Linked DNA regions of Homo sapiens: regions 1, 2, 3, 4, 6 and 7 are each linked to region 5. Evidence: chromatin loops called from intact Hi-C (ENCODE). Cell type or tissue: endothelial cell of umbilical vein. All regions are shown on one strand.

Region 1 (4,000 bases), 500 kb before region 5:
CTCAGTCTCAAAAAAATAATAATAATAATTGAGATTTGGTCTCTGACTCTGCTACTTAACCATTTGATGTTGACAAGTTATTCAACTTGTTTGGAGCCTAATTTCTTATCTATAAAAACAGATGCAACCTGCTCACTGCAACCTCCACCTCTTGGGTTCAAGCAATTCTCCTGTCTCAGCCTTCTGAGTAGCTGGGATTACAGGCATGCGCCACCACACCCGGCTAATTTTTGTATTTTCAGTAGAGACGGGGTTTCGCCATGTTGGCCAGCCTGGTCTCGAACTCCTGACCACAAGTGATCCACCCGCCTTGGCCTCCCAAAGCGATGGGATTACAGGTGTGAGCCACCACGCCCAGCCAGATGTAATAATTTCTACACATCAGGATTGTATGTGTGAAACACAGTATGAATTAATGCATGCAAAATCTTAGCACAATACCTTGCTCATAGTAGACACTGAAGAAGTGAGAGATTTTTCTAGCCATCAGGATTCTTCTAAACATTAGAACCAGTCATGTATTCCACAGAGGGACAGGGCAATTTGCTAGGACTTCTTAGCAAAACTAAACTTGAAAAAGAACAAAGAACAATTCAGAACTTATTCAGTGGCTAGATATATTCAATATATTTGTTTTATTTGATCTAGGTTAGCATATTAAACACCTCTTTTCTTGCATCTATATTTTTTGAGGCAAGGTCTTGCTCTGTCACCCAGGATAAAGTGCAGCTCACTGCAGCCTCCATCTCCTGGGCTCAAGCAGTCATCCCATCTCAGCCTCCTAAGTATCTGTGACTATGGGTGCACACCACCACGCTCAGCTGTTTTTTTGGTTGTTTGTTTTTTCAACTAGAGATAAGGTCTCACTATGTTGCCCAGGATCGTCTCAAACTCCTAAACTCAAACAATCTTCCCACCCTGTCCTCCCAAAGTGCAAGAATTACAGGTGTGACCCTCTGCATCTAGCTTTCTTGCATACGTCTTATCTAGAAACCTTAACTTGTTTTTTTTTTTTTCTTTTTTTTTTTTGAGACAGTATTTCTCTCCTGTCTCCCAGGCTGGAATGCAGTGGTATGGTCTCGGCTCACTACAACCTCCGCCTCCTAGGCTCAAGCAACCCTCCTGCCTCAGCCTCTCGAGTAGCTAGTACTACAGGCATGTACCACCATACCCAGCTAATTTTTGTATTTTTAGTAGACACGGGGTTTCACCATGTTGGCCAGCCTAGTCTCAAACTCCTGACCTCAAGTGATCCACCTGCCTTGGTCTCCCAAAGTGCTGAGATTACAGGCATGAGCCACCACGCCTGGCCTGAAAACCTTACTTTAATCTCCTTCTCCTATTTTCTGGACTCTACCCTGGGGTCTAAGAGATATTATTTCACTATTATCTCCAAGCATGTTTAAGAGGTATGATTAGAGCAACACCCATCTGTATGGCTACTGTCAAAACAATTCATGAGAGTTCTAATGGAGGGAAAAAAGGTGGGTAGGAACAGGCCTTGTTCGCTTGTCCAAATGGGTTCTGTGGATGCCAGAGATGACCCGATATCCTGCTGAACAACTCTTCATGGGTCCCAGGGTCCTGCTCACACAAGTCACCAAGAACATTTTCTAAATATAGATGCTGGAAACCTTTTCTATCAATGGCACTGACCTGTATTTAGGAAACAAACACTTAAAGGACAAATGTGCTTTGTTTTGTTTTGTTTTTATGAGACAGACTTTCGCTCTGTCATCCAGCCTGGAGTGCAGTGGCGCAATCTCTGCTCACTGCAACCTCCACCTCCCGGGTTCAAGCAATTCTTCTGTCTCAGCCTCCCAAGTAGCTGGGATTACAGGCATGCACCACCATGCCTGGCTAATTTTCGTATTTTTAGTAGAGACGGGGTTTTGCCATGTTGGCCAGGCTGATCTTGAACTCCTGACCTCAAGTGATCTGCCCGCCTAAGTCTCTCAAAGTGCTGGGATTACAGGCATGAGCCACAGCACCCTGCCAATAAATGTTTTAAAACTTTTTTTTTTTTTTTTTTGGCCGGGCGCGGTGGCTCATGCCTATAATCCCAGCACTTTGGGAGGCTGAGGCAAGTGGATCACGAGGTCAGATCGAGACCATCCTGGGCAACACAGTGAAACCCCGTCTCTACTAAAAAAACAAAACAAAACAAAAAAATTTAGCCGGGCGTGGTGGCGGGCGCCTGTAGTCCCAGCTACTCTGGAGGTTGAGGCAGGAGAATGGCGTGAACCTGGGAGGCAGAGCTGGCAGTGAGCCACTGCACTCCAGCCTGGGCGACAGAGAGAGACTCTGTCTCAAAAACAAACAAACAAAAAAGACTTTTTGTTTTTCTAATTGACAAAAACAAAAATGTTTCGTTTATTTGGTAAATTACTCAAGTATTTCTTCCAGTAGATGTCAGTGTCGCACTTGAAAAATGAACTTTCACTTTTATAATATGAAAGTTAAATTCTTTTAGCCCTGGGATGGCATCTTTCTTTCGCTCTAATAGAAGATACTGCCAGATGATCCAGACTGATCTTATCCTCAGATAATTTCCTTCAACGGGACATCAGGAAGGAATTTGTTGTACAGAATTGAAGATTTGGCAAGAAGATCTAGACGCATCCAAAGTCTCCTAGAGAATGACACTTTTAAAATAAGAACTCTAGTTAAAAAACAAACAAACAAAAACTCTTAATTTTCCTGTTAGCCTGTTCATTTGAGGTTCTTTTGGTGAGCCCTTTAACTCTGTGACCTGTGTTATGTTTCCATCCTAGAACAAGCTTTCTTCTGAGGATGAAAGGCAATTAGTCTCTGATTTTCTTACAGAAAGTATAATAATAGGTTTTTTGGTTTTTTTTTTGAGACGGAGTCTCCTTCTGTTGCCCAGGCTGGAGTACAGTGGTGCTCCAGCTCACTGCAACCTCTGCCTCCCACGTTCAAGTGATTCTTCAGCCTCAGCCTCCTGAGTAGCTGGAATTACAGGCATCTGCCACCCAAAGTGGTGGGATCACAGGTGTGAGCCTCCCAAAGAGCTGGGATCTTTTGTATTTTTAGTACAGATGGGGTTTCTCTCTAATTTTGTATTTTAGTAGAGACTAGGTTTCACCATGTCTGCCAGGCTAGTCTCAAAACTCCTGACCTCAACTGATCCGCCTGCCTTGGCCTCTGAAAGTGCTGGGATTATAGGCATGAGCCACCGCACCCAGCCATAATAATACTTCAGTTCAAAAACTAGAATGTTTTGTAGCCATAAAAAAGAAAAAGATCATGTATTTTGTGGGAACATGGATGGAGCTGGAGGCCATTATTCCTAGCAAACTAATGCAGGAACAGAAAACCAAATACCACATTTTCTCACTTGTAAGTGGGAGCTAAATGATGAGAACTTATGAACACAAAGAAGGAAGCAGACACTGTGATCTACTTGAGGGTGGAATCTGGGAGGAGGGAGAGGAGCAGAAAAGATAAGCATTGGGTACTGGGCTTAATACCCGAGTGATGAAACAATCTGTACAACAAACCCCTGTGACATGAGTTTACCTATGTAACAAACCTTCACAGGGACCCCCAAACCTAAAAAGTTAAAAAATAAAATAAATGATAATGTTAAACATTTCTCTATTCAAGGAATTATGAAGATAAGTAAGCATATTCTTTTTCTTTCCCTGTTGTATTTATTAACAAAATAGAAATAAAAATCTCTTTAGAAAATTGTTTTTGAGCTCTATGCCTGAAGTTATATGGAAGTATAACAGATGGGAGCACAGTGGGATTCTTGCAGAGTGCCTGCCAGATATGACACATGCTACACAGAGAGCAGAAAGGGTTTCTTAATGCAGAGTCAAAAGGTTACTCATAAAAAAGACAACAAATACGGTGCAGTGTATACTGCTTGGGTGATGGGTGCACCAGATTCTCACAAATCTCCACTAAAGAACTTACTCATGTAACCAAATACCACCTGTACCCCAATAACTTACGGAGAAATAAAATTTAAAAA
Region 2 (4,000 bases), 440 kb before region 5:
GGATGAAATGGGGGGGGGGGGTTGAGGCTGGAGGATATCTTGAGACCAGGAGGTAGAGGCTGCAGTGAGTTTAGATCGCGCCACTGTACTCCAGCCTGGGCGACAGAGTGAGACCCTGTCTAAAAAATGAAAAAGTTAAATTTGATTGTGATAGAAACTCAATAGAGAAATATTGAAAATCCGCTGCTTTTTAATGTAATAATAGTGAGGTGCGCCTTTTATTTGGAACTTCAAGTGCCTTAGTAATACGGTAATCACAGCGCTAGAGGTAAGTGGGTGTCAAGTGGCATCATCCTGGGTCCAAAGGGACTGATTATGGGCTGGAAAATCAAACTGGCACCTGCAAGACGCAGTTCCAAGGATGCAGTTCGCAGTGAGTTTTCAGACCTGGATGATGTATGTCAGGTCGGACGACTGAGACAGCTCTCCACTTCCCCTCATCCAAGGGGAAGGAGGAACCCAGTTATCTGCATTAACAAACGCCTCCCCTTCTCTCCAGGTGACCCCAAGATCCGGACCACACTACGAAATACGGATCCAGATTTTAAAGGCCTTCGAATCCAAAGTCCTCGTTTTACAAAGAGCCCGCGGGGTGAAATGACTTGCTCATGGTCTGGTAGCTAATCGCAGATCTGCTCTCTAACTCCTACTTCCAAGACCCAGGAATCTACGGGTGTTGGAGAAGACCCCTCCTGAAATCCTCCAGAAGAGCTTTTTGAGGGAGCTTGTGGCTCCTGTTCACCCAGCCCCGGGTAAGAAAAGGGTCGCGAACCTGCATTGCGAGGTGGTCTCTCCCTCACACCACCTCTGATGTCCCAAAAGACGGGGAGAAAGTTGCCCGCCCCGGGCTGCGGCGGGGCCTGCTGCTCCGCCCCGGCGCTGGCGGGCGCGCTCTACACTGGCCGCCGAGGGGCGAGCGCGGGACCCGGAGGCGGGCGGCGGGCGGGGAAGGCGCGGGGCGTGGTTTGCCGCTTTCCGAGCGCCAAGGAGCGGAGCGCGCTCAGCTGCGCCCAGAGCCTTCGGCCGGACCTGAAAAAGCGAGAGGGAGAGCGAGCAAAAGGCGCGATCCAGAGAGCCAGGCAAGCGGGGCGCCGACCTCGGGCGGCCCCGGCCCGCGCCCTTGCCCCTCGGCCGGGCGGACGGTGGGTGAGCGCGGCCGCGGGGCCCCAGCACCCCGGTGCGCCCCGGAGAGAGTGGGAGGGAGGGGAAGGGGCGGGGGCGAGAGAGGGAAAGGTCTCTGAGCCGGGGGCGGGGGCGGCGGGAGACGGGAACCGACCCGATGCCGGGGTCCGAGCCGGGCCACAGGAAACTTTGCTCGGGTGGGGAGAGCGGGGTGCGCGGAGGGCGCCGTAAACTTGTCAGCGGGCGGGGCGCTCCGGGGATTGGAGCGAGCGCCAGCGGGTGGCGTTTGTCTCTCTGGGTTCTTTGTGTCACCTCCGGGCCCCAGCCCGCCGGTCCGCCCGGCTCGGGCAGGCGCTGCGCGGGAGGCTGTGCCCGGGTGCCCCGGCCGCCCCCTCCCGGGCCCAGGCCCCGGCCCTCGGGGGCCGCTGATTGTTTTCATTCCTCGCGTCACGCCTGGGCGGGAAAGATTTTGAACGCCGCGTGAGCTGGAAGGCGGACAGCCGCGGCGCAGAGATTGCAGGATCGTGAGCGGTGCGGTGCTCGCCCCGGGGACCCGGGAACCCGCGGGTCGGGGCGCACCGGGGCTGGAGAGGGCGCGGGGACGGGCGGCCCGGGCACTGGAGGGGCGGCGGCGGGTGCGGCAGCCTAGCGCCTCCGCGGGGGCGGGGGGGCGCTCCGACGGCCGGGATTATAATTCCATTTTGATTGCTTGGGGTCTTTGTTGTCTGAAATTGCCTTTAGGGTCTGACGGTGGCACCTTCTCCTCCTTAGGTTATTTTTCTTCTGTTGAAAAGGGCGGGGCGGGGGCTGTGTATGGAATCAGTGCTGCTGGGAACATTAGCGCCTTATTTGATTGAGGCTGAGAAGTCCTGTGTAGCATTCGCGTTTGTGGAAGCCTGCTGTTTCCGAAAGTTATTTCCCCCTCCCTCCGTGAAAGGGAGCGTCTGAGCTGGACGCCGCAGGCACGGTTGTGTACAAGCACCAGCAAGTCGGAGCCAACCCGTGAGGGTTCTTTCAAGCCGCTCCACACTTGGCATCACTTTTTTTTTTTTTTTTGAGTTTGTTTTATTTGAAGCAACTTTTGTGTGCTTTTCTAGAAGTCCGAAGGCTTCGTTGCAGATACTATTTGGCTATGCTAGGATGGGTTCGATCATTTTTAGAGTTGGGGAATACAATTAAACCATGCCGGGCTACACCTGGCCTTCTCACCACTCCAGTACCTGCCACTGAGACATCGTAAACATGTTCAGAGGAGAGTGTTCAGCTTTTATGGGATGAATATTTGGTGTGTTTTCATGCTTTAATGCATGACTCCTTCTCCAAGTTGTCTTTCTGGAAAGCTGTGGAGACTCTTAAGGGCTTTTCCTGAGATAATTACTGAACGGCTTTAGCCCGGCCAGCCCCCTGGGGCGGTGGGAACAGGTGTAATCCTCATTAAGTTTTTTCGTGGTGAAGAATGGAGATGTCAAAATAAGTAAAAAGTGGAAATGTTTAGGTCTTTGTCCACATGTTTGAATTAACAAAGCTTATCTGAATTTTTAAAAAATCAAACTCAAACCACTTTTGGTCAGCTAGCCTTAAAATTGTTTGAAAAATCATGTGAATAAATTTACCTAATTAGAAATTTTTTAGCATTTCAGTGGATTCGTGTTAATTGTGTTGTAGGATATTACAGAATGTTTAGAGAACTGAGTCACAATGAGGTTATTCTGAGTAGTGCTCTCACTAGCATAAGGTGAGAGTTAATGTAAAATTTAAAAACTGAATGAATCACATTTTAATAAGGGAACGGGTGAAAAGCAATTGGTTCATTTTTCATTATTATATTTTTCATTACTTATATGTTTTAAATATATATTTTCAATAATTTCACAAAGTTATTTATTCATTTACTCAAACTCCTACATATACCAGCCACTGTGCTGGCTTCTGGAGATCTGAATAATAATAGTTACTCCTTATAGAATGCTTATTTTATACCAGTAGATATTTTACATAGATTACCTTTTTACCTTTTTCATCTATAAGTATTTATTGAGTACCTACAATGTATTGTGCTGGGTGTTGGGGCGATAGTGGTGCACAAGACAGTCGTGATTCCTGCCCTTATCTAGGTGGGGAATCTAGGCAGGAAATAAAATATATTGCTAAACTAATAGCAGCTTTTGAAAGGTAAATCATATCACATCATTCTTCTGTTCAAAACCCTCCATTGGCTTCCTATGTCTCTCTGAGTGAATGGCAAAGACCTGACAGTGGCTCCCAGAACAACCTCTTTTGGCTTCCCTGCCTCTCCATGCTGTGACTTTCCTATCTTATCTGTTGCTCTCCTCCCTACTCGAGTGTCTACAGCCAAACCAGCTTTCTTGCTGCATGAGGGCCTTTGGACTTGTTGTGCGCTGCCTGGAATGACCCCCTGTCCCTAGCTCCCATATCTCTAATGGCTCTTGTTGATCTGACCCCCTTCACTTCTTTACTTGATGTTATTTTGTCAGTGAGCCTTCACTAACCTCCAAATTTAAAATCACAGCCATCCTCGCGACTCCCATTCCTCCTTTCATAAGTTGTTATTTTTCCTCCGTAGCACTTATGGCTATATCATATGTTGCTTGTTTATTGTCTGTCTTTTTCGGGAGATTTTATATCCTTCAGAACTGTATCACAGCTGTTTTATTCACTGTTACACCTTCAGAATCTGGAACGGTAACTGGCGTATAGCAGGTCCTCAATAACTTGAATGAGTGTTGAGTGGAAAGAAGGGTATAACAGAGTGCTGGGACATGGAATAACCAAGGCCTCCTAGAATACTGGTGAGAAGGCCTCTAGGTGGAAGTGACATTTAACTGAGACTTGAAGATGAGAAGGAGCTAGCCATGTT
Region 3 (4,000 bases), 62 kb before region 5:
CTCAGGTGATCCTCCCACCTCAGCCTCCCAGGTAGCTGGAACTACAGGCCTGCACCACCACGCCTGGCTAATTTTTGTATCTTTTGTAGGACAGGGTTTCCATGTTGCCCAGCCTGGAGTCAAACTCATGGGCTCAAGTGGTTCGCCCACCTCGGCCTCCCAAAGTGCTGGGATTACAGGCGTGAGCCACCACATCTGGCCTTGTTTTGGTTTTTTATGTTTTTGTTACCTGGTAATCTCTTTTAAAAATACATTTAATAGAATTTCACTGGCAGATAATGAGTTGCTGAAGGCTGCCTTCTTTGCCTCTTACTTCCTACTCTCCAGCTTCCAAACCCCTCTATTGGGAGTGGGGGATTCTAGGCTGACCAGGAGGAAAGAAGCTGACACTAACACTGGTTCCCTGGTTCCTATGAAACCAAGCTTATCCTGCCTGTACTAAATCTTACTAAAGCTGTAACTGAGTCTCTAAGAATAACTTCAGACTGCCTCAGAACACAGACATCAGTGTGTTCTCTAGGTACTTGTCCAAGCATTTCTGAAACAGCTAAGCTCAACTTATAGTAAAATTGCACCAATATCAAAATTATGGATTATTCGAGGTCTTACTAGCAAAAACCAGTCTTGGTAACACTGAATGCAGTCTTCCTAATGACTTAGTAAATACAGGATGTGCTACCCAAAGTGAACATATTTTCAAAAAGAAAATATATTTAATATCATATCACAAGGTAATTGTTTAAAACGTTACTGCAATAATGAAACATGATTATTTAATTGCTGGCTTCCATAGTATGCTGTTACTCATTTTACATATTCACCGTGTATCCAAAACTGGAAATTTCACATCTTTTAAAAGGTGAGTTAAAGTTGTCATTTCAGAGGTGCCCTTCTTCATGTCCTATTTATGTTCCACTTGGAATAAGAACTAATATTTTTACTGTTTCTTTTTCACCCTGCCCACCATATAAATTTTCCAATAAGAAAATATTTTTAAAAGAGCTCTCAAGTGTAAAAGAATTCTTTCTTGCTATAAATAATTATCCCTAAATATTTCTCTTTAAGGAGAGTTCACAAACTGGGTCTTGTTCAAGGGGCGTACTCATCAAGGCTATACAGTGTGGCCCCAGAGCTGACACACTGGGGTGCATAGCTACTCATCCATCCATAAAACAGCACACTGCACACATCCACAGCCCAAAGTATCCCTGACTACTTGTGGTGACTGATGGGGCAATTGTGGCTGCTACTTATGAGGTTGTACAAGATGGAAACTGCATCCACATTGCCCCAGGGAAACACTGTGGCTGTCACCCACACCCACAGGAGAGAACCCCATTCCTGCAAACACGGCCTTTCTCCAGCACCCACGCTGGCCCCATGGGACAACAGGTTTAAGGAAGAGCAGCTCCAGAAGCAGCGAGATTTGTATCTCCCACAGTCCTGCATGAAAATGATCACACGCTCATACACACATACCCCAAATTATTGGCAGGCTCTGTGAATACAAATCGAGAGGGACAAATCTGTGTGCAGCTGGCAGCAAGGTCAGGGAGAGAACATGACTCACATCCCAGCTTAACCACAGTCCCTCTGGCCTTTGACAGAATAAGCATCATATGATATGATCAGTCCCCACAGGCCTGGGAGGTAAGTACGCAATTGCCACAGGGGTTTTCAATCTTACAATGGAGTGGTCCGGAAAACAGCAAAGGTCAACTCTCAGAGGGAAGGGTAGTGTGTGCCACACAAGAAGGGTTAGCCCACTTCTGTAAGCGTGTCACTTCCTCTCCCCTTTCTGATTCGCAGCCCTTCCAAGTCAGATTTCCACCATTCATTCCAAAACCTTTAAGATGTTTCACAAAGGGGAGGAAGGAAGAAGGAAAGTAAGAAAGACCACACTGAGATCCTATGAGGCCATTGAGTGTGGAAACGCTGCATTCAAATGTGCCCTCTGCTAACAAGGGAAACTATGGCTTCCTCACACCGACTCCTGAGAGTTGGGAAGGTGGAGGGAAGGATGGTACATGACCAAGCCTGCCATCACCAAATGAGGGACCACACAGCAGAAAGATGAAGCCCAGGCTCCTGACACACTGGAGTTCACGCTTCAGCCTGTGACCTCTGTGGGCCAGTTCACCTCAGGGCCAGGCGTCACTGAGACTGTGGGTTCTGGGAGCCCTCTTTGCTTTTACTGTCCTCTGCCGGGCTGCACTCGGACCCCGTGATGGAGGACTTGCACCCGCGAAGCACGTGGGCATTCAGCATCTCCAGCAGCAGGTCATACACTGGGACCACATTTTTGCACTTCATGTTGAGCAGATGTTCCATGCCCTTGTTACTATGGGGACAAAAAGGTGCTGAGATTCCCTCCTCCGAGGCAGCCACAGGAACCCCGAAGCCTTCCCCGGCTCTCTTTGCTCAGAGCCAGTCTACCCCACCCCTAAACCCACTCTTCCCCCAGCCCATTTATCCATGGCTCGTGCATCCAGCTCCCCCTGATAATTTAGGCTCAAGGGCAAGGACGATGTCTTGTCAGCCTCTGTGTCCCACCACACACCTACAATGGCCTGACACATAGGACAATCAATCCTCATTGTTTGCGGTAATTATGTTCCGTAAAGTCACTGTGAACACTGAATCCTCACTCATAGGGGAAATACAGGGTTAGGTTCCTGCAAGCCTCTGGCCACATCTTCATCAGCTGATCAATACAAAACCTTGTTTTATGTGTGTTTCTTTCTAAAGATGCCTTATGTGATAAATACCATTGACTCATTAACATTGAACTCATGGCCAGCAGCACTATAACTCACACCCGAGCAAAGCTTAACACATACTTTCTCCATAAGGCACATCACAGCTTTTTCACACCGAGGAACACTAGACAGGTCTTCAGCACCACACCAGGGGGGCATTTTAAACAGTGAAGTCACCAAAAGCACAAAAATGTAAAACCATGGCACTAAGTAGACCAAGTAAAGGACACTTGTTGACAGTATGAGAGCAGCTGCTTGTTCCATCTCAGCTGGGACTGTACATAAAGGGCAACTCAAAATTTCTGCCACTCTGTTCATGACCTCAAAAACACCACAAATATTGATTTTGGGGTTACAAATAAATTTTAGCAAGCAGATAAATTCACAATGAAGGAATCTACAAACACAGGATCTGTTCTGCAAATGGCTATGTGCTGAGCAATCATTAAAGGGGAAAGGCAGAGGTCTTCATCTCACTTAAGATTCTCGAGGTGTATATTGTCCTTCTCCACAGCCTCTAGACTTGCCTCCTCAGTGACCAGTTAATTACCTTCCACCCTCCCCTCCCCTCCTCCAGCTCCAGGGCAAGGCTACCCTCATCGTGGGTGACACCAAGCACTGAGCATCATTGTACCAACAGTAGCCACCACTGCACACCCTCTTCATCAGCACACACAATTACGTTTCCTGATCAGAAACATGCCCTACCTACAGCCCTGCCTTCCTAAATCTGCTGGGTCCACCACTTCTCTTAAGTCTTATCCTTAATTTCCTGATGCCACCGAAAGAACAACTCTTAGGGAAGCATTTGTGCACTTCTTCGCATCACCAGCTCGAGGGGCCATCTAGGGGAGCGGGTCTTAGCCTCTCCACAAAAAGTGGCCTCAGGGCCTCAGCCCTGGGTGGTGTAAACAGGGGTGGCAGTTCGTGTTAGGGGAGGAACTGCCCCTTTTAGGACTCCATAAACAGGCTATAAACCCCAGCAATTGAAAAACCCATGAGCCACCACTGGCTGCCATGCAGAGCCTGTAAGATACCACATGACATTCCTTCCATGCCCACTCTGTGCCCATCTTTGCTTACAGGTGTGTGAACTGACAAATTCCCCATTCCCTTTCAGGCATTCATTTTCCTTAACTTGCAGACACTTTTCCCAAATCACTTCACCCTCCGTGGAGCACATAATCCCATCCCAAGCCCAAGCAGAGCAGCTCCTTAGGGCGCGTACCTCGCATGCCTGA
Region 4 (4,000 bases), 280 kb before region 5:
GGCAGGTGGATCACCTGAGGTCAGGAGTTCACGACCAGCCCGGCCAACATGATGAAACCCCTTCTCTACTAAAAATACAAAAATTAGCCAGGCATGGTGGCACTTGCCTGTAATCCTAGCTACTTGGGAGGCTGAAGCAGGAGAATTGCTTGAATCCAGGAGGCGGACGTTGCAGTGAGCCAGGATCACACCACTGCACTCTAGCTTGGGTGACAGAGCTAGACTCTGTCTCAAAAAAAAAAAAAAAAAAAAAAAAGAGAATAGATATATAAACACCCTGTGACTTGCTGAATTAATATTGAAATAATCTGCCAGAGTTATGTTAAAGGGGCTCTGTTTTCTGAGATGTCTTTTGGTTAATGATGAAATTGAGATGCTGATTCCTTAGGGTGATGAATCTTGTGTTTCTTTCTAGACCTTACATCTGGTAACTTTTTAATGTTCACCTAGTGACAGTACTAATCTAGAGATTATGCCATCTATTTGCCAGATATATTGATGTGCCATCATTCTTAGGTTAAATTGGTAAAAAGTATTAAGAACCACATCAAGAGGAAAAGTCCTTTACACCTTATTCATCATTTATGTGGGATACTTGCAAAGAGAAAGAACGGTTTTGCTATTTTTGGACATTTAGCTATTGTATATTTTTCTATTCTTAGTCTTGAACAATGTGGGAGAGTTTTGGAGCTCTTAAAACAATATCAGAATTTTAAAAGCATCTTGACAACTTTGATTCAAAAAGAAGAGAGTGTCATCTCCCTGCAGGCTTCGTACATGGGAAAGGAGAACCTGAAGAAAAGGATAGCAGAGGTGAGTCCAGGTTCCATTAGAAAAAACTGCCCAGTGACCTCACTGACAGGCCTGGTAGTAAAGAGATATTATAGATTAAGTCTTTTTTGAAACTTCGTTTAAAAGAAGTTACTAGTGACCCTATTTTACCAGGTATCTAAAAATTTGTTGTATTCATCACCAGGGCTGGAAAAAAGAAACAGTCACCAAGTTGATGGTGGGTCACTTCTGTTTGGGTTTTGATGCTGGGGCTGTGTTTCTGCTCACCCCTGCTGCCACCTCTGTGAGGTTGTAACAGCCTTTGCACTGACTTTCTGTTTACAAGGAACCTGACCCTTCATTGCAGGCTTGACAGAAGGAAGACGGTGGGAAAATCCTCTCTGTTGTTAGTAGAGTGAGGAAAAATTAGCTTTTATTTACTGATTTTCTGTGAAGATGTGCAAGCTTATTACCACTTTGCTCCATCTATGTTTATATTCTAAGAAGAGTAATATTTTTGGACACTAGGTGTCATTATTTTCTATGGTTTTATGTGGTTATCAACCAGAGTGGCAGAAGAATGGAATAGTTAGAAAAGAATATACTATACTGCACTATATGACTCTACACCAGAAAGTTTCTTTCTTCCCTCCCCTCCCCTCTCTGTGATTCTCCTGCCTCAGCCTTTCAAGTAGCTGGGAATACAGGTGCGCAACAACACGCCCAGCTAATTTTTGTATTTTTAGTAGAGACAGGGTTTCGCCGTGTTGGCCAGGCTGGTCTCAAACTCCTAACCTGAGGTGATCTGCCTGCCTCTGCTTCCCAAATTGCTGGGTTTATAGGCATGAGTCACCACGCCTGGCCTTTTTCTATTGATTTTACGAGTACTAAGCTAAAGTGCTGTCAGGGTGTTAAAAGTATGTGAAATGTAGTTTGCTTGATATACTTGGAGGTTGGAAAGCAATTTTATTAAACTTTCCAGTTGTCAAGAGCAGCATCAGTGAAAGCTTAAATAGGACAATTTAGTCCTTATCTAGAACTATTAACCCTGAAGCTCAAATGACACCCAGAGTGTCAGGAATGGCCCTTGTCTGGGACCCACTTTCTCAGACTTAGTTTCTTAGAGCTGGCCAGTCGGAAGCAGCCCTGTTTAGATACCAGCTGTACAGTATGTGACTGTGTAGCTGATTTCTTGTCAGACTTAATCAAAGTTGTCAAGACCATGAGCAGATAGTCACAGTTGCTTAGATGTAACCTGTCTGGTTCCCTCTGGTGGAGGCAGCTTTTGGATTTGGCTCATCTTGGGATCTAGAAGGGTCCTGTCCTCTTTCAGTAGATTTAAAGAGCTCTGGTTTCCTAGGTTCTTAGAGAATCCAGCATGTTCAGCCTTACCAGATCCTCTCGGGCTTGTGTCCCAGTTCGCATAGCCACCCTTCTGCCGTGTCCCCGATAGCAGTCTCCTACCTTGTACTCTTGTTTTAGGATCAAAGTCTCTGCCTTATTCAACAGACCTTGAGACCCTTCCTTGTATGCTGCCCAGATATCTAGTCCCTCTTGACTTGCAGCTTTTCTTGTTCATGCAAATCCTCCTCACTTCTGGCACCTTTCCTTAGCCCTGTTTTGATAAGTGTCAGTTATGATGCCCCATGCTGCGTGTGGCCTGTCTGCTGCTCTTCCCACTACCCCATAACTGTATAACCTTATAACTATAAACTATACTTTCTAGATAAGTTACTTATCTGACTAATAAACTTCTTCTTGTCACCTCCAGGGAGCTGACTCCATTCCTGGGTGAGTCTCCCTAATCGGAATCTAGGCCCAGGTCTTGGTCTTTCTGCCATCGTTAGCTCCTCTGTGGCTATCATAACTGGACCTCACCTCTGTCCTCAGCTGTATTTGGCAGCCCCAAGTCCAGAGCCTCCCCAGAAAGTCAATCTCTGTGGGTATGGAGGGATTCCATTCAATCGGGTGGAGGAGGGCCTGAGAGTCTAAATATGTTTCTCTTAAAAAATGTCATCCAGTCTTTCTGTTTGTGGCTGTGTTTCTGCCTTAATGATTACCTTGAAGTCATTTCTAGCCTTTTGAGTTTCTATGGCACAAATGGCCTTGCTTCTTATTGGCTTCTCTGCACCCTCCCCGCTACCTCGTCTCCTCCTAGACCAAGGTTTCAGCTTTAGTTTTGGTGAGTCAGTTACCACTCATTTTTCAGCTTTCCAGCTTCCCAACTTCTCACCTTCTACCTGAGAGTATTCTTATCCTCTATTCTCTGTGTGCTTGTTGGTTTGTACCATTTTAAATTCTTTTCTGTTATTAAAGTAGCATGTGGGGAGAAAACAGAGACAAACATATATATTTAATCCACCATGTTAAACTTGTTATTTAACTGTTTCAATCACTGCGTAAAACTGCCTGCCCTGAAGACATATTTGAAGTGTGTATATAGTAGAAATAAAAATTAATTAAAACTCTGCTTTGTCTGTACTCCTTACTCAACTGCAAAAGGTATTTTTAAAATTAATAAAATAATTATAACTACCTTTAAGAAGCAACAGTCCCAGCTTTCCTTATTTTATTAAAATGAGAATTGTACCTCTAGTATATGGGTACTTCATATGTTTCTTGAAATAATCTATTATTTTGTATGAAAGATATAGAAGTTTTAATACACTATTGTTTAATTCTTTGGTCAGGTTTTTAAAAAACTGTCTAAAAAAGCAGATTTTAGTACTAATTGTTAACATAACTTTCAGTTAATTTTGTGATGACATAGGTACTATCTTCACAAACAGTCCATTTCTGTAGCATGGATCTTTATCCTGCTTTGCAGCAGTGCCTGGAATATGATACCACTGAGAACTTTTGTCCTTCAAAACTGTAGTAACCTGGATGTTTATCTAGGATATGGTGACAAAGTTCTACTCTCTTTAATGAAAGACAGAAGTGCAAAAAGTTAGACTAGAAGGCTGGAATGTCAGGAGACTATTAAAGTTTGGAAATATCAAAGTGGGCCTAGTTCCCTTTATTTTACTCCTTCCATTCGCTGTAAAACAAAACCCATAGTTCTGCCAATGCTAAAAGTATACTCTCTTTTCTCATCATCCGGTGGAAGCTTGTGCTAGTTTAACAAGAAAGTTCTTTGCAGGCAAAAAAATTTAGTTTGTTCAAATAAATGAAGTATATCAATTAAATGAAAATTTTTAAATTTAATTGAACAAACATTTTTGCTTAA
Region 5 (4,000 bases):
TTTCCTTTCACATGTTCACTTTTTAAATTACAAACATGTTTCCCCTCACTAGACACCGAGTTACGAAACTTAGAGCAAAAGTAAAACTTTCTAATGGAATGCCCATGTAAATACTAGAAATATAACAAAATAAGGCAAAGTCTGTCCTCCAAAATGTTGCCTACCACACCAAAACACAATCCTGCTTTTTAAACAGCGAGTAAAATTAAATCAACCTTATCTTCCTAAATAGAAGTCCACTCAAAGTTTTTTCACAAAAATGACATTCACTTGACTTAATATTGTCCTTCCAATAAGAATAACACGCAGGGTGTTAGAGGGCAGTTGTTGGACTCCTCTTCAGCAAATAAAGGAGACCAGTTAGAGCTTAGCTTGGTCTGCCCAGGAAAGGAGGAACGCAGCTTGCTGACATGGCTAAGGAATGCCAATTAATACATTTTAAAACCCCTATCATCTTGCCTGAGACGTGTACATCTTCCCAGGCCCTCAAAGTTCAATCAGAAAGTGTATTCAACTCCATTGTCATTTCACCCATAGTGGGGAAGTCCATCGAGGAAAACCATAGGGAAATAAAATGTTTTTCAGTTATTCATATTAGCACAATCAACCCAGAGCTCACGGCACAAACTAAATAAGTTAACTTGCCAGTGTCTTGAATGAAGACATTTAATCAAAGCATGCATTTTCCAACTTTCCAGTAGCTTTCAGGACAGTTGGTTTTGGTGATCGTTTTTTGGTCTTTTATTGTTCTCAACACGACTGGTTTCTCACCGCAGGATTTCAAACAAAATGAGACAATTAAACCACACCTCGAGCGAAGGGGCGCTTACCTTGCAGATAAACACACCGGCCTTGCCTTCTCTAAAATGCGGACACGTGCTTTTCCCGCATTAGGGGGGGTCTCCCGGCGCGCGCCCCGCCGCCACCTGTTGAGGAAAGCGAGCGCACCTCCTGCAGCTCAGGCTCCGGGCGCCAGCCCTGCCCCGCAGCCCCAGAGCCCGTCGCAGCTCGGGTGGTCCCTCCCCGGCCCAGCGCTCGCCGCCTGCTCTTCGCCCTGCAAGTTTCAAGAGGCAGTTATTTCTCGCAGCCTCCGCGCTTGCAACTGCCTCCTGGCGGGGGAGTGGGTGTCCAAAAAGCCAGCAGCTGGAGAAACTGAAAAGATCACAAGCGACTTAACGATAAGCCCCTTCTTCCTTTTAAAGACCGAGAGGAGGGTAGAGGGGAGTAGTGCCTGAGCCCACGTGACCGAGCCAGGGAGCCCGACGGTCTCAGGAACGCCCGACGCCGCGCGTGACCTCTAAGTGGGAGCACCCTCGAACCGACTCCTGGTCCACCCACAAGGATAGTGGCGCACAGATGGCGCTCCCCGCAGCCCCAGTCTCAGATTTAAGAGGTCTGGAGTAGGGCCTGAGAATATGCATTTCCAACCAGGTCCTGGGGGATGCCGACACTGATACAGCCAGTCTGGGGACCACACTTCGAGGATCACGTCCTCAGCCCCTGACTCACATAAGTGTCATTCAGAACAGATGTCTGATTCTAAGGAGCCAGTGGTGAAACCAGAGAGGCTTTGGGTTTGTCAAATCCCCAGCAGCAAACGTAACCTCGGGCCCTGGAGTGGCAAAGCCGTGGACTAGAGGTGGAGGGAGTGGGTTCTCAGCTCTCAAGAGGTCACTGGGAAGGCCTTTCGCGTTAGATCAAAGATCCCAGGTACTTCCTCGAACTCACTTGAAGTGGCACCGGGGAGACCTGTGCCTCCGGCCACGGCGCCCTTCTCCGCTGGAGGCACCTGCCCACCCCTCTTCTCGGGCGAAGGCCCCTCGCGCCCCCTGGTGGCAGCCCCAGTTCCCCCAGCTTAATGGGGTGTTCCCCTCACCCACCCCAGCAGGAGCCCCAGGGTGCGAGACTAGGACCACAGTCTTAACTGGCTTTAAGGCAGCTGTTGCTGATGAAAATGAAAAGGAAAGTAGCATGTGACCCACAGGCCATTGTGAGAACCCCCCAGTGTCACATCTGTGCCTAATTAATCATCAAACCATCTACTCAGGTGGCATAAGGGACATGGTTTTTGAGGGTTGTGATCCAGATCTCTAATAGAGGAAGACGAGGGGGGGCATTTGGAGGGAAAGTTTTACAGTACCAGCCTCAGCTGTTTGGTGTTTAGCCAAAATAGAGAGACGCAAGTGTGCTCTGGGTTGATAAAGATGAGGTCCACAGGTAATGAAGACAGGCTCCAAAGATGGAGAAGCATCTGCTTCATCAGCTAAACAATAGCTGTGAAAAGTCTCCACTGCCCCACCCTAAGTCCAATTTTCATTAAAGCTGAGAGTCCTGGTTTCTCTCAGGTTGAAAGGCAGAGTCTCCCTGTCCTTGAGGCAGAGAAGTTAGTTTGGACGGGAAGAGTGTGTCGCTGGCAAATAACTGCAGCAGACAACATGCCAATCTCAGCCTCCCTGTCTCCTGTCCTGGGGTCTCTCAAAGTACCCAGTCCCCATATGCTCTTCCTCCTTGCCACCTTATGGAGAAAATGTTAAATGATGGTTTAAAAAAATCAGCTTCATGGCCAGGCATGGTGGCTCACACCTATAATCTCAGCACTTTGGGAGGCCGAGGCAGGTGGATCACGAGGTCAGGAGTTTGAGACCAGCCTGACCAACATGGTGAAACCTCGTCTCTACTAAAAATACAAAAATTGGCTGGACGTGGTGGCACATGCCAGTAATCCCAGCTACTCAGGAGGCTGAGGCAGGAGAATCGCTTGAACATGGGAGGCGGAGGTTGCAGTGAGCCAAGATCGCGCCACTGCATTCCAGCCTGGGCGACAGAGCGAGACTCTGTCTCAAAAAAAAAAAAAAAAAAAAAAATCAGCTTCATTTGGTGGTATATACTTGTTAACAAGATATCTCTGGAAATGGAAACCGTCATGAAGGAATTTCAACCATAAGCCAACAGGCAGAAAAAGATAGGTGAGGGTGAAGAAAATGCATCTATCAATATTAACATCATACCTGACGCTGTGCTAAGCACCTGCACAGCATCTCATTTAATCCTCACACCAGCTCAGTGAGATATTGACTCCACTTTTCCAGTGAGGAAATTGAGGCTCACAGAGCTTCTGTCAGCTACCTGAAGCCACCTAGTGAGAAAGGAACCCAGTAACAACAGTGGCTTCATAGACAGCTACCGCTTATTGGACATTTATGCCCCGCTTTCTCTCAATAATTCTTATTTTATACGCAAGCCTATAAGGCAAATTCTATTACCCCCATTTTATACTTGAGAAAATGAATGTTCAGGAAGGTTAAACAACCTCCCTATGGTCACATGACCTATCAGTGGCTAAGAAGGACTTGAATCCAGGAGAGAGGCCAAGGACCCATTTACCTCCATACCATGCCTCCAATCAATCAGAATGAAAATGGCTTGACTCTCTGCTCTATGCAGAACACTGCAGACAAACTTCTGCCACCTGTGTGCCAAGCTTCTGCTCTGTGTTCACTGTGATGCTTCCTTCAGAAGGCATTCTACACACAGGAACAGCATGTTCTCTTTTCAGAGCAGCTCAAACACCCACAGAAGCTGTTTATTATACAAGGAAACCTCACTGCAGGAAATAATAAGCAGAAAATGAATGGGAGTGAGTAAGTTTCCTTCTGACTCACCCTGTCCATCAAGAAAGACAATGGTACCCAGAGATGGAAACTTTGCCTGGTTTAATGCAGAGTGGAGAGGATGATTATTCCAATTCTACCTGAATTGTGACCACAATGATGAAGGGATTATTCTTGAGGCAGTTCATACCAATGGCTAGACCAAAAAGCCCCCTGAAGCCTGGTATTGAGAACGATGCCTGCTATATAAGTGAGCAGGGTCCCAGCCTCATTTCCACCTCACCCCTGACCTGCCTAAGGAAGCACCCACATATGACATTGAAAGGACTGCCTGTCTCCAAAATATCCTACAATGGGGATTGAAATTGTCACCATTAAGTCATCTTTTG
Region 6 (4,000 bases), 160 kb before region 5:
GCCTTTGAAGTCAACAAACCTGTGTTCAAATGCTGGCTCAGCCTAGTTACTCGTGCACAGACTGTATCCCATGCATACAATCGGTGAATTAGGCTGGGCGTGGTGGCTCATGCCTGTAATCCTAGCACCTTAGGAGGCCGAGGTGGGTGGATAACCTGAGGTCAGGAGTTTGAGACCAGCCTAGCCAATATGGTAAAACCCCATCTCTACTAAAAATACAAAAATTAGCTGGGTGTGGTGGCACGTGCCTATAATCCCAGCTACTTGGGAGACTTAGGCAGGAGAATCGCTGGAACCCGGGAGTCGGAGGCTGCAGTGAGCTGAGATAGCGCCACTGTACTCCAGCCTGGGTGACAGAGCGAGACTTCATCTCAAAAAAAAAAAAAAAAAAAAAAAATTGGGGGGTGAATTAAGACTTTTCAGAGATGTTTTAAAGGTGAAGAATCTAGCACTTCACTTAGAAAATTAGACTGATTTTTTTTTCTTTTAATACAGATGCTCAGACACGGGGGGGAGGGGATTACAAATGGGAGTGGTGGAAAGGGCTATGGACGTGGAATTTTTTGGTAATGATTTAAAAGGCTTAACTTAATTTGAAAATAGCAAACCTTCTGTTTTGTTAATAATTTATTTTTTAAGATTAAACAGGTGTCAGGATAAATGGCATTAGCTGAATCCAGCTGTGTTAGATAATTACCTTTAGACAGACTTCTCTTCAAAGAATTTCATTTTTCTTTCCGTGAAGTTGGATTAATGATACGCTGTTTTAATTTATTTTTCTAAAGTTTTCTTCCTTTCTCTCTACTGAATCTTTATATTCAGTAGAAGACCCTGGAAATGAATTTTTCTGCCTAGTATTCGCATCTCATGGATAATAGAGAAATACTATTTTATTTATCCTCTTCATATCTAAGTCACCATCTGAAGTGCTTTCGGGGGCAGAATAGAAATAAGGAAACCCTACTGGCTCTGCAATCAGAGGGGTGGTGGGGACTGAGCCAAGGGAAAAGGAGAGGGAGTAGGCTCTCCTAGAGCCAGCAGCTGCTGCTCAGTTACAGCCGCCCTTTGCCACATGAGATGCAGACCAACAATTGCTAGGTCTTCCAGTTTTCCCACAGACACTGGCAATCCTGATTATTAGGTAAGATTTCCTGATTTTTCAAACTGATCTTAAGGTCACACAAAACCTATCTGTGAGCTCAGCATGGCCTAATGACTGCCAGCTTGTTTTTTGTTTGTATGCAATAAGTCTATAAAGTTGATTTGGGTTGGTTGGTTGGTTTGTTTTGTTTTGTTTTGTTTTGACACAGTCTCGCTCTGTCGCTCAGGCTGGAGTGCAGTGGCACAATCTCAGCTCACTGCAGCCTCTACCTCCTGGGTTCCAGCAATTCTCCTGCCTCAGCCTCCTGGCTAGCTGGGATTACAGGTGTGCGCCACCAAGTCCCGCCTCAGCCTCCCAAGTAGCTGGGATTACAGGCATGCGCCACCACACCTAGCTAATTTTTTGTATTTTTAGTAGAGAGGAGGTTTCACCATGTTGGTCAGCCTGGTCTCGAACTGCAGACCTCAGGTGATCTGCCTGCCTCAGCCTCCCAAAGTGCTGGGATTACAGGTATGAGCCACTGCATCCAGCCAGTAAGTCTACAAAGTTGAATCTGTGCTCTAGAAATGCAAGATTGGACACCTATCATGAAAGGTAACCAATAAACCATTAATCATGCATCCAGTCAGACTATATAGTCTTGAATGTTGGGAAAGTGTTACTGTTTTATCAGTGGACACAAATGTCAGTTTTAAATGCAGTATTTGTGAATAGCTTGGCAGACTTTATTTTCTAAATAATTCATTCTATGACTTTACTTTTTATTAGCAAATAAAAAGAAACATTGGTGGAAAACACGCCCGGCTTTACCAAACTCTGAACGAAGGCAAACAGTTGGTGGCGTCTGTGAGCTGTCCTGAATTAGAGGGCCAGATCGCAAAACTGGAAGAGCAGTGGTTGTCCCTGAACAAGAAAATTGACCATGAGCTCCACAGGCTGCAAGCTCTTCTCAAGCATCTGCTCAGGTCAGCCTTTTTGGGGGTGGATTGGCTTCATATTGTGCTGTGAAGAAAGACCTCGGGGATTCTGTAGTCAACTAAATTTTACCTGCAACCCACCTTATGCTGTTTTTTCTTGGGCAGTCTAAAGCAGTTGGGTCCCTCTTCTGGGCTAAACGCGATGTAGAATCTCTGATGGTTTGCTAGACACAGTATAACATGTAATCAGTTTGCTGTGATCGTTTTTTCTTTTCTTTTCTTTTCTTTTCTTTTTTGTTTTTAAGGAGGCAAGGTCTTGCACTGTCACCCAGGCTGGAGTGCATGGAGTGCAGCAGCACTATCATAGCTCACTGCAACCTTGAACTCCTGGACTCAAGCGATCCTCCTGCCTCAGCCTCCCAAGTTGGTGTGACTACAGGCATAGGCCACCGTGCATGGCTAATTTTATAAAATTTTTTGTAGAGATGGGGTCTCACATTGTTGCCCAGGGTGGTCTCAAGCTCCTAGCCTCAAGCAGTCCTCCTGCCTCAGCTTCCCAAAGTGCTGGGATTACAGGTGTAAGCCACTGCACCCAGCTAGTTTACACATTTCTATAGAAGCTAGGAATTATGTTATAAAATAATATATAGGTTACCTTTATACCATGATATTGCTCTTTCCAAAAGTTTTAAAATTAAAAAAATTAAATGATTTTAGCTAACAGAATAGTTTGAAATAGGCTTTTGAGTTCTTTGGAGAATTTGTTGTGCTTAGTTGGTATAATCTTGAACCGTGTGAGGAAGGAGGAGAACATAGAACATTTAAACATCATTCTCATCCCTGCATCTTAATCTAAGGCAGTTTAAAAGTTACAAGAAGGGCAGAATATTGTTTGAATATTTTCACTACCTCGGGCAAATACGTTGGGTGTTCAGCCAGCAGCAGTTTGTTGTTATACAGCTTATACAAATGCTGGTTGTGTGTGTGTGTGTGTGTGTGTGTGTATGTATGGTGTGTGTGTGTGTGTGTGTGTGTGTGTGTGTGTATGTAATTTTATTTATTTTTTGAGACAGGGTCTCACTGTGTCACCCAGGCTGGAGTGCAGTGGCGTGATCGTGGCTCACTGCAGCCTTGACCTCCTGGGCTCAAGTAATCTTCCCACCTCAGCCTCCCAAGTACCTGGAACCACAGCACATGCCACCACGCCCTGCTAATTTTTGTATTTTTTGTAGAAATGGGGTTTTTCCATGTTGCCCAGGCTGGTCTCAAATTCCTGGGCTCAAGCCATCCTCCCACCTTGTTACCCCAAAGTGCTGGGATTACAGAAGTGAGCCACTGTGCCTGACCTATATTTTTAATATAAACAAATTTATAGAAGACATTTGATGGATAAAAATCTCTGTTCCTTCATTGGGTATACTTTTGTGTAGCTGTAATAAGAAATAAAGAATGCTTTAGACTTCCTCATTATTATTATTATTTTTTTTTTTATTTGAGACAGAGTCTTGCTCTGTCGCCCAGGCTGGAGTACAGTGGCGCAATCTCGGCTCACTGCAACCTCCACCTCTTGGGTTCAGGCGATTCTCCTGCCTCAGCCTCCTGAGTAGCTGGGACTACAGGCGCCTGCCACCATGCCTGGGTATTTTCTGTATTTTTTAGTAGAGACAGGGTTTTACCATGTTTTTCAGGCTGGTCTCGAACTCCTGACCTCAGGCAATCCACCTTTTTCGGCCTCCCAAAGTGCTGGGATTACAGGCATGAGCCACCACATCTGGCCTAAAATCCTCACTGTTCTTGCTGAGCTGTAATGAAGAGAGTCCTAGAAAATGCCAGGAGCATCATGGTATAAAACATGATATAATCCTTATTAACGTCATGATATTCTGAATGTTAGGACTGATCAACATAGGAGGACATACAATAAAATAAGAAAATTTGCTGGTGATGCATATCATTATCAGAATATGTTTCTAATCTGCCT
Region 7 (4,000 bases), 230 kb before region 5:
TTTCTAATTATTTCAATCACGTTGTTAAACGTATCTGATAGGATTTTTAATTCCTTCTCTGTTATCTTGAATTTCTTTGATTTTCCTCAAAACAGCTATTTTGAATTCTCTGTCTGAAAGGTCACATATTTCTCTCTCTGAAATTGGTTCCTGGTGACTTATTTAGTTTGTTTGGTGAAGTCATGTTTTCATGGATGGTCTTGATGCTTGTGGATGTTTGTCAGTGTCTGGGCATTGAAGTGTCAGGTATTTATTTAAGTCACAATCTGGGATTGCTTGTACCTGTCCTTCTTGGGCAGGCTTTCCAGGTATTCTAAGAGACTTGAGTGTTGCGATCTAAGTTTTTGGTCGCGGTAGTCATATCTGCTTACAGGATACCCCAAGCCTAATAATGTTGTGGTTTTTGCAGAGTCATAGAGCTACCACCTTGGTGGTCTTGTATAAGATCTGGAGTAATTCTCTGGATTAAGAGGCAGAGACTCTTGTTGTTTTCCCTCACTTTCTCCCAAACAAACAGAATCTCTGTGTTGAGCTGCCTAGAGCTGGGGTAGGGGTGACACAAGCACCCTTGTGGCAACCACTACAGAGAGTGTACTGAATCAGACCTGAAGTCAGCACAGCATCAGCACTGGGCCTTGCCCAAGGCCCTCTGTAAACAGTATCTGGCTATTGCCTACGTTTGCTCAAGGCCCTTGGGCTCTACAATCAACAGGAGATGAAGCCAGCCAGGCTTGTGTCCTTCCCTTAAGGGTGGCGAGTTGCCCCGCACCTAGGTGAGTTCAGATATGCTGTCTGGGAGCCATTGCCTAGAGTTGGAAACCTTAGGAATCTACCTGGTGCTGTGTGCTACTGTGGCTGAGCTGGCACCCAAACCACAAGACAGAGTCCTTCACATCTTGTCTCCCCTTTCCCCATGTCCACCACCACTACAGGCCCACAGAAAGTACTGCCAGGGTACTACTCATGTTCACTAAAGGCTCAAGGGGTCTTCAGTCGGCTTGTGGTGAATGCTGCCAGGCCTGAGACTCACCATTCAGGACAGTGGGCTCGCTCCTCTGGCCCAGGGTGGGTCCAGAGATACTGTACAAGAGCTAATACCTAGACGCCAAGAGCTCACTTAGTACTCTTCCCCACTGTGGCTTAGCTGGTACCTAAGCTCAAGACAGTCTCCTTTACTCTTTCCTCTGCTTTCTGAAGCAGAAATGGCCTCTCCTGGTAGCCACCACAGCTGTGAATGTGCTGAGTCCCACCTGAAGCCAGCATGTCTCAGTCTCACCCAAGGCCCACAGTGTGTACTACCTGGTTGCCACTGTTGATTATTCAGGGCCCTAGGGCTCTTTAGTCAGCAGGCAATGAATCCTGCCAGGGCTGGGTCCTTCCCTTCGAGGAAGTGGGTTCCCTTCTGGCCCAGGGTGTGTCTGGAAATGTCACCTAGGAGCTAGGGCCTGGAATGGGGGCCTCATGACTCTGCCCAGTACCCAGTCCTACTTAGCTGGTATCCAAGTTGCAAGGCAAAGTCCTCTTTACTCTTCCCTCCCCTCTCCTCAAGTAGAAAGAAGGGGTCTCTTTTGGAACTGTGAGCTGTGGTTCATGAGGTTGGAGGAGGGGTAATTCCAAGGACTCCCTTAGCTGCCTTGGCTGGTGTCTCACTTGGTCACATGCCCCAACAAGTCCACTGGCTCTGATTGTAGCACAGCACTAGGACTTACCTAGGAGTTGCAGTCTCTGTGGTCTCGACAACCTTTCAAGTTTATTTAGAACCCCAGAGTACTTTAGCCCAAGGTGGCGAGGCTTGCTGCAATTCTAGTTTCAACCACTGGGATGGGCAGTTGCCCTCTGGCTAGGGCTAGTCTAAATGCTTCATGGGTGCTGGCTGAGTTTTGTCCTATGTTGGCAGCACTGCATTCCAATGCAAAGCTCCCCAGTTGCTGCGCTTTCCCTCCCCCACGTGCACGGATTCTTTCTCCCTGCCATGCTGCTGCTGCTGGGGGATGGGTGAGGAGTGGCATCAGCAATTCAAGACTGCCTTTTTTATCCTCTTCCATGCCTCTTTCAGAGATATGAACTAAAAACTAGTTACTGTGATTGCTCTCGTAATTTTTGGTTTTTATGAAGTTGCTTTTGTATGGAGATAGGTGTCAAATTCGGTGTTCCTGTGGGGAGGATGATCAGTAGAGGCTTCTATTCAGCCATCTTGCTCCTCCTGCATACCTCACTTCATTTTTTCAAACCCATCATTATGACTCTGAGGTTTATTCATGTTCTTAGTAAAATTTATTTACTTAGCTATTGATGGACATTTGGATTGCTCCCAGTTTTTGCATTCAGAAACAGTGCTACTTGGGAAAATTTTTAAGTGTAATAACTTCCCTTGGGTAAATATCTAGGAGTGTGATCATTCAGAACAAAAGGTTATGTACATCTTACATTTTTAATGCCAAATGATTTTGCCAATTTCCACTCAAACCAGCAGCATATAAGTATTCCAATTGTCCCATATCCTTGCCAACATTTGATATTGTGAGACTCAATTTTTGCCAATCTGATGAGTAAGAAGAGGTATTTCATCGTGGTTTTAATTTGCACTTCTGTTACTGCTAATTAGTTTGATCTCTTTTTTTGAATGCTTATTGGTCATTCATGTTTTCTCTTCTGTAAAATGCTTATTTAAGCCTTAACCCAATTTTATTGGTGGTTTTTTCTTACTGATTTCTAGGAATTCTATATTTTAGAGAGTGGTCCTTTATAGTTATATGTGTTACAAATATTCTTGCAGAGGGAGTTTTCTATTAGACACCCATCCTGGGATTGGCTCCCAGCTTTATGGTCTGTCCCCCACCTTTCAGTAGGAATCAAAGAAAATTGAAACTCAAGTGCCCTCAAGGCAAAAAACTGGTCCTACAACTTTGCCTATTTCTGTATATTTCCATTTTACAGTTTGACTCCCTAATTCCTTGTCAATTTATTCATGCGTTTTAAGAGTTGTTTTTTAAGAATAATTTGATATAGAGTTTTTAGTTACATTCAATGGGGGATTTAGGCTGTGTCTGTTTTTGTATGCATAATTTTAGTGTTTTAAAATATATATGCTATATATAAAATATCAAATATCCAGCTTTATTTTAAAATTTTATAACAGTTCTTTTCTTGATTGTAACAAATACTTTCTAAAAGTAATGTAATTACTCTATAATATTGTATACGATGAATTGTTTTAATTTCTTAATCATACCTTTGTTAGATAAGGGTATTCCAATGTGTGATGTTTTAATTAATAGTCTAGTGAGTAAAGATGTTTTACTGTGCAAAAGATTTAGGATAAGCTCTATATGTTTAGGATACAGTTCTTAAGGTAAATTGCAGAAGCTGCATTAATGGGTCAAAGATGGGAATAGTTTTAAGACTAAGTGGTTTTCCACAAGAATTGTACCAATTTACAGCTCATCAGTGTGTTTGAGAATGCAGTTTTCATTTTACTGAAGTGAACTTTAAAAAAAAAAAATCTTCATTTTAGAGGACGGCCCTTGCTTCCTTTTCAAGTTTGCATTTAAACCCATATGCAGGTCCCTTTGGGAATAAAAACTTCTTGGAAAACATTTTAAAATGCATTGCCTAGCAAAAACGAAAGTTGTCATATCTTTTCTTAAAAATTAAGTGTGGAATATTTATTCTGGGAAATTTTGAATTTATTGTGTTAAATAAAATTTAATACCACTTTTTTTCTAACTGTGACTCACTAGGTATCTTGAGAATTACAAATGCTATAGAAAAATGGAAGAGGATATTTACACTAACCTCAGCAAAATGGAGACAGTTCTTGGACAGTCCATGTCCTCGTTGCCACTGTCTTACAGAGAAGCTTTAGAGCGCTTGGAACAGAGCAAGGTAATAGTATTGGCAATTAGCCAGTAAGTCTGTGTGCAAAAAATTGCAGAACAAACTGGCAGAGGCAGCAGAGAATGTGGTCCTGTTAAGACGCGTAGAAATCTTCACAGTGAGT

Evidence for each region. Peaks named below come from ENCODE experiments on the same cell type or tissue, not always from the same donor. Only the 100,000 strongest peaks of a DNase experiment are listed, where the experiment ranks them.
Region 1: it touches region 5 in a loop (10-fold over the local background); 85 of 110 quality-filtered maps call a loop at or near these places.
Region 2: it touches region 5 in a loop (4-fold over the local background); 9 of 110 quality-filtered maps call a loop at or near these places.
Region 3: a loop joins it to region 5, with 5 times the contacts of the local background. A loop is called at or near these places in 14 of 110 quality-filtered maps.
Region 4: a loop joins it to region 5, with 6 times the contacts of the local background. A loop is called at or near these places in 40 of 110 quality-filtered maps.
Region 6: it touches region 5 in a loop (11-fold over the local background); 46 of 110 quality-filtered maps call a loop at or near these places.
Region 7: it touches region 5 in a loop (6-fold over the local background); 8 of 110 quality-filtered maps call a loop at or near these places.

The regions. Positions count from the first base shown.
Region 1 is chr14:63,797,382-63,801,381 of GRCh38, forward strand. It overlaps a transcript of SYNE2 not described here. Among named protein-coding and RNA genes, the nearest start is that of SYNE2, 54 kb to the right of the region's middle. In endothelial cell of umbilical vein, a CTCF peak has its summit at 2,403 (motif pointing right); a DNase peak (open chromatin) is centred at 2,440.
Region 2 is chr14:63,852,002-63,856,001 of GRCh38, forward strand. It overlaps SYNE2 (spectrin repeat containing nuclear envelope protein 2), which reads left to right and starts at 1,003. Exons shown (of 116, transcript NM_182914.3): 1 at 1,003-1,142. RefSeq lists a silencer at 794-1,773. In endothelial cell of umbilical vein, no CTCF peak of the experiment used is centred here; DNase peaks (open chromatin) are centred at 950 and 2,060; H3K4me3 peaks cover 1,949 bases; H3K27ac peaks cover 933 bases.
Region 3 is chr14:64,230,983-64,234,982 of GRCh38, forward strand. It overlaps ESR2 (estrogen receptor 2), which reads right to left. Exons shown (of 9, transcript NM_001437.3): 8 at 3,988-4,000; 9 at 1-2,341. The coding sequence ends at 2,155. It overlaps LOC124903328 (a long non-coding RNA gene), which reads left to right. Exons shown (of 2, transcript XR_007064205.1): 2 at 3,880-4,000. Among named protein-coding and RNA genes, the nearest start is that of ESR2, 61 kb to the right of the region's middle. RefSeq lists an enhancer at 1,429-1,498. In endothelial cell of umbilical vein, no CTCF peak of the experiment used is centred here; a DNase peak (open chromatin) is centred at 1,689; H3K27ac peaks cover 1,511 bases.
Region 4 is chr14:64,009,304-64,013,303 of GRCh38, forward strand. SYNE2 (spectrin repeat containing nuclear envelope protein 2) reads left to right here. Exons shown (of 116, transcript NM_182914.3): 32 at 663-813. Among named protein-coding and RNA genes, the nearest start is that of MIR548H1, 84 kb to the right of the region's middle. In endothelial cell of umbilical vein, no CTCF peak of the experiment used is centred here; no DNase peak of the experiment used is centred here.
Region 5 is chr14:64,293,203-64,297,202 of GRCh38, forward strand. ESR2 (estrogen receptor 2) reads right to left here and starts at 1,169. Exons shown (of 9, transcript NM_001437.3): 1 at 831-1,169. In endothelial cell of umbilical vein, a CTCF peak has its summit at 1,834 (motif pointing left); DNase peaks (open chromatin) are centred at 1,189, 1,729 and 3,579; H3K4me3 peaks cover 1,063 bases; H3K27ac peaks cover 813 bases; H3K27me3 peaks cover 201 bases.
Region 6 is chr14:64,135,917-64,139,916 of GRCh38, forward strand. SYNE2 (spectrin repeat containing nuclear envelope protein 2) reads left to right here. Exons shown (of 116, transcript NM_182914.3): 79 at 1,871-2,067. Among named protein-coding and RNA genes, the nearest start is that of MIR548H1, 43 kb to the left of the region's middle. In endothelial cell of umbilical vein, no CTCF peak of the experiment used is centred here; no DNase peak of the experiment used is centred here.
Region 7 is chr14:64,059,011-64,063,010 of GRCh38, forward strand. It overlaps SYNE2 (spectrin repeat containing nuclear envelope protein 2), which reads left to right. Exons shown (of 116, transcript NM_182914.3): 50 at 3,741-3,885. Among named protein-coding and RNA genes, the nearest start is that of MIR548H1, 34 kb to the right of the region's middle. RefSeq lists an enhancer at 1,261-1,856. In endothelial cell of umbilical vein, a CTCF peak has its summit at 1,815; no DNase peak of the experiment used is centred here.